Linked DNA regions of Homo sapiens: region 2 is linked to region 1. Evidence: chromatin contacts called from ENCODE Hi-C or POLR2A ChIA-PET data. All regions are on one chromosome and are shown on one strand. The core of a region is the stretch at or near the end of the contact, and the rest is flanking DNA. Distances in the headings are between cores, read along the strand shown. Region 1 overlaps MAML2 (mastermind like transcriptional coactivator 2). Region 2 overlaps MAML2 (mastermind like transcriptional coactivator 2).

What was found. Hi-C counts contacts between places; a loop is a spot of excess contacts on that map. ChIA-PET counts read pairs that join two places held with the same protein, here RNA polymerase II (POLR2A).
Region 2: POLR2A ChIA-PET joins it to region 1 with 12 read pairs in activated CD4-positive, alpha-beta T cell. The contact joins two enhancer-like sites. A Hi-C loop is called at or near these places in 1 of 37 single-sample maps with no recorded cell type. POLR2A ChIA-PET finds 5 or more read pairs at or near these places in 3 of 52 experiments (OCI-LY7, PC-9 and activated CD4-positive, alpha-beta T cell).

Annotation. Positions count from the first base shown.
Region 1 is chr11:95,976,251-95,978,950 of GRCh38, forward strand. MAML2 (mastermind like transcriptional coactivator 2) reads right to left here. Exons shown (of 5, transcript NM_032427.4): 5 at 348-2,700. The coding sequence ends at 2,698. Among named protein-coding and RNA genes, the nearest start is that of MTMR2, 53 kb to the left of the region's middle. Within about 2 kb of position 1,426, at least 4 of the 41 ENCODE cell types and tissues checked have a DNase peak (open chromatin) inside an H3K27ac peak, as active enhancers do.
Region 2 is chr11:96,010,874-96,013,573 of GRCh38, forward strand. The region is part of intron 2 of MAML2 (mastermind like transcriptional coactivator 2); the gene reads right to left. Among named protein-coding and RNA genes, the nearest start is that of MTMR2, 88 kb to the left of the region's middle. RefSeq lists an enhancer at 1,164-1,767. Within about 2 kb of position 1,343, at least 17 of the 41 ENCODE cell types and tissues checked have a DNase peak (open chromatin) inside an H3K27ac peak, as active enhancers do.

The sequences.
Region 1 (2,700 bases), core at 176-2,675:
AGGTAACATTAGCGCATTCACTTAGAGCAGAGTTATTTATCTTCATAGGGCTTAATACAAAGCCAAGACCGAATTACTTGCTTAAACTGCTTTCTAGTCTTTGACTTAAAACAAAAAAGAAAAATTGCTTCTACCTCCTCTCTATGTCAGGATGATAAACAATGCCAACAATTAAGTGGTCTGGTATTTCTAAAAATGGCAGATTGTATTCCAATAGCTCTTAAGTTGTAAATCTTAAGGTTTTAGCTAAATATGTCTATCAAATTGTCATTATCTCTGCTTTCAGGAAAATTATGTCACCTTTGGTAATAGGCTGCTAACAAACAAACTACAGACTACACATCATGTTTTCCCAAAGAATCCTGTATTTTAATGAATAGCTGAATAAATAGACATTAATTATGAAATTCACATTAAGATAGAAGAAAATCCAAACATTCTGATTGCTTTATCTCTTAAATTTGATAACTACTACAAAACATACTATTTATGTTAGGGTAAAAATAAGCTGACTCACAGGAGTGTAACTGGGAAGTGCTGGCAGATATATACAGTAACATGGAGGAGCCATACAACAAAAGCGTTTATATGTACATCATTTTTTTTCTTTTTGTATGGAGAAATGCTGCCTTATAAAATCGGAAAACACACAGTAGACTACATGCAACAAGGACCAATACAATGTGCACAGCAGAAGAATCAAATAAGACACAAGAACTATGGGTTTAAAAAAGAATTTGGGAGCAGGACAAAAAACAAGGATTGAAACCTGGAATGCTTTCTTATTGAGGTTTCAGAATATAAATTTGTCTAACAAGCCTCTTGATAGTTTTCAAAAGTTCCCACTCAACCACCTATGGTTTAAGTGTAGAGCTAAAAATAAACCATCATATTATACAAAACTTTGCATATTAGCATACAAAAGGTAGCAATTTACTTTTTGTATAAAATATAACCTTTTGATAGTATATTTATTTCACATATGTATAAATATAACCCAAAGAATATGTTTGAAGTATTTCTACCAAAATATTCTTTACAAAAGTTTACAAAACAAGTAATTTATTTATATTTACAAACTAGCACAGGGAAGATTCTGGGCCAGTGATGTTGGTATTGTAAAGAAGGAGAGTGCTTCCAGACATTTTAAAGACTGGGAGACAGCTTTGCAGAATTTTCAAAGTGTGTTCTTTTTCTTTGAACAGATATTGAAAGACTTGATTATTAAATAACTTCAGCTAAATTACATTTGATATTTGAATATGTGAGCATAGAACTGAAAGGGCTGAAGATAACCTTTGCTCCTCTGTAATTAGGAAAATGATAGTGATATTTTGCATTCATTCCAAATCAGCACACGTCTTCCCCATTTTACAGCTGATCTGGATGTGGACACTAAGGTTAAATGACTCAACAAAAACTCTTTAATACAGTGCTCAGCCCTGAGGGACAAAACCTGGATATGAAGAGTCCATCTAGCATGTGGCAATGATTCATCACATCAGGGACAAAAGAACAAACAGAATGCTCCTAACAGACCACATTCCATTTTGTTGCTCACCCAAATCCAAATAATACGTCCAATGAAGGACAAATTGTTTTCCCTCTTGATTATGCGTTCCTTCAAACTCCGTGAAATACATTTGTACACACTGGTACTTGCCATCCCTGGTTCTTATCTCCAACCAAAACATGATATTTTCTAATCTCGGTTTTCTTCTCCAAACTTCCTTTTCTTATAAACCAGCCTCAGTCATCAAAATGAGTAGGGAGGACGAGGTTCAATTTCACTCAGCTTGGGAACAAACCAGCAGGCATCAATCATAATAAGCAACATCCCAGGTTATTTGTAGCCAAATAAATCTTATTTATAGCAATGTCCACTGGGTTTTTTAAAAAAGTGAAATCTAATGCAGAGAGGTGTGCACCAATATTTCAGTATGATTAGGACAAGTCTTTGTTATATCTAAAATTTCATTTGGAATGGATTCAGATATTCGTTGTGGAAGCCAAAATCAAATTGCACAGCTCTATATTTTTGTTTAATCACTAGACACAGCATCCCACTGAAGTAGAGGATTGTGGGAAAATTGTAAAAGTGAGGAGTGAATATGGGGAAGAAATTCTGTAATCCACTGGATGTTTTCTAGGTTCTCTGGCTTTTTCTTAATTTGCATACTGTTTGGTTACTCCAAACAAACCTATAACATTTCAATCTATCCTGCAAGCTTCAGGAAAATTAAATGAAAAGACACAATGGAAAGATTAAACCATACCTATCTATTAGAGCAAATTAAGGAGTTTGTTGCTTGGAACTAGTACCTCCTCATGACATGGGGTTTAAATAAACTACAAGTTCTATTACCTTTTTTATTTTCCAGGGAAAAAGAAACTTGGGAAGGCTATTTTACACAATTAATTACACATTGACACCACAGTTCTGTTTGGATAAATTGGATACTGTATCCTGGAGTTTAGACAGGGAAAAGTGATCCCAATATTTTACTTTCAGGTGTAAGATTTAAAACAAGAATTTGGACCAAAATGTTCATCACTGCAGTTACTTTCTGCTTTCCATTTTTAAGCATGTTATCTTCATGTAGTCCACCTGAACATCAACAGTTCAGCCTCTACAGAGTTTCTGTAATATACTGCCTTTTAGTGCTTGGAGTTTGTAAATTGTCTTCCCTTTCTTCTTTA
Region 2 (2,700 bases), core at 93-2,592, 35 kb after region 1:
GCAATTATGTTTAGAAGAAATTCAGAGTTTTATAAGGTCACTTTAATCCAGAAAAATATTCTTTAAAGTTTAAAAATACTGTTTTTTTCCTCCTTTAAAATGTTCCATTGATATTTTATTGCAGTAAAATATTCAAAAATGGTTATGCTTACTATTTCTCATCAGTCAGAATGGCTCTTATTAAAAAGTCAAAATATAATACATGTTGATGAGGTTGCAGAGAAAAGGGAATGCTTATGCACTGCTGGTGGGAATTGTAGTTCAGCCACTGTGGAAAGCAGTTTGGAGATTTCTCAAGGAACTAAAAATAGAACTACCATTTGACCCAGCAATTCTATTACTGAGTATCTACCTTAAAGGAAAATAAGTCATTCTACCAAAAAGCCACCTGCACTTATATGTTCATTGCAACACTGTTTACAAAAGCAAAGACATGGAACCAACCAAGGTATCTACCAATGTTGAATTAGTAAGAAAATATGGTACATATACACCATGAAATACTACATAGCCATAAAAAAGAATTAAATCACGTCCTTTTGTAGCAACATGGATGCAGCTGGAGGCCATTCTTGTAAGTGAATGAACACAGAAAGAAAAACCAAATACCATATGTTCTCACTTATAAGTGAGAGCTAAACATTGAGTACACATGGACATAAAGCTGGGAACAACAGACACTGGGGACTCCAAAAGGGGGAGGGTGGGAGAGAGGCTGGGGCAGACAAAGTACCCATTGGGTACTATGTTCACTATTTGGGTGACGGGATCAATAGAAGCCCAAACCTCATCATCATGCAATATAACCATGGAGCAAATCTGCACATGTACCCCTTGAATCTAAAAACAAGCAAACAAAAAAATGGTTATATAAAAGTCTGCAAGCTGTAATCAATGACAGAATAAATGGAATTTTTTTTCTTAGCCTTTAGGAAAATGCCAAGACATATTCCCACCTCTCACATGAGTTGGTGGTTTAAGAATTTGGTTTGCAAAACACAATTTAATATTTTATTTATAGAAGTCAAGAGAAATGGTAACAATTTAAAATTTTGATTCTTGAATATCTGTGCTTGTTAAAAAGAAAAGGTGTGTGGGTGTGTTGAAGGGTTTTTATTCCATTACTACCATAAAATCTACTTTTATTTACGTCTTTTAGAATCAAACTTTTAAAACATTTGCTAAAATTTCATAAATCTCATATGCCAAAATTCAGCTGAGCCAAACTCTTAGTTACCTGTTCTCCGTTTTTGAGCTGCAGTAGCATTTGGTAAACAGAATGCCCAGAACCTCCTCTGAAAGCACCACTAGCAGGCACTGTGAGAGCATTTTCATTCAAGTTCATTCGACTTGGGCAAAAAGAGAACAGCGGCTTACATCAACTGAGGATCAGTGAACACAATCTCATAGCAACAGACACCAAAACAGTCCCTCATTACAAGCCTTGTCCAACAATCAAGTCTTTAACGAGAACAAAGGTTGACAGTGATTAATCATTAAGCGGTTCCCTGTTCCTTGCTGCACGTGTTCACAGCAGCCTCCTACAGAGGCAGTCTGGCATATTTCCTGTCTCTGTGCTCCACTGTGCCATGTCTGAAGGGACGCCCAGGCAGCCTTCTCACTATTTTAATTTCAAATGCTACAAACATCTACAGAGTCTCTATGTGCACATGTCTTGACTTTTATTCTGAGCCTGGCAGACTCTGAATGGATATAGGGAGTATGAACATAATAAGCCGTTAACTCCACATCTGCTTACTAGATTATGTTCAAAGACAGTATAAGAAATTGATTAAACACTGTTTTCTAGAATAAACCTTTGAAATCTGTTTGTTTCCTTAAGCAACACAATGATAAGTTGCTATAATTTAGTTGTGCAGTGAACAGAAGATACCTTCACTACTGTTTCTACATAAAAATAGCTTCTGTGTTGTCAAAGCACCATGCTTTGACAAGCAACAAAAACATTTTCAGAAACCTCTTTCAAATAATTCTGTTTCACAAGGCAACAGAATTATAAAGTCAACTAATGCTGCCACCATTTTATTCAATGTTCCCTTTTCCTGTGTCTTTTTTATGACCTGTCTGGGCATTATCTATCTTAGTTGGTCATGCAATAGCATATGTATTCACCTTAACAGACTAACTTGGAGGGTTTTTATTTTCTCTCTTTCAACATGTACATTTCACTGATGACCATGTTGCCTGTAAACTGCTAGGAGCTCAGGTGAAAAGAGAGAGTTATGAGATACAGATTTCTGAGAGGTGAGGGGCAAGGGTTAATTGAAATTTTTAAAATGATCAAGGGAAGTAGGTTATGTATCAACAAACATATTGTTTTTCCAATAACAAATGTCACATTTAAGAACAACAAAATGAGATAACCCTAAGCATTCTTTGTATCTATTCACTTCTCTCTTCAAAGTAATCAGAATTAAGTAATGTGAGGTCTCCAGTAGCTCATGTAGTAGATTATAACTAGTCCATCTACAATATAAAAGCTAAAGTATAAAATCCAACCACAAAGTGATACAGGACTGCTAGGAAGGGAAGAGTGTGGTCCCTTTAAATGACATGGAATGGGGGAAGCAAAGTACTGGGTAGAGAAAGGCAGGTCCCTGGCAAGGGCTCCACTCCAACGACCTAGGTGAGGACAGGCACTTCCTGCCCAAATGTTGCATTTCCCAAGACCACCTGGGC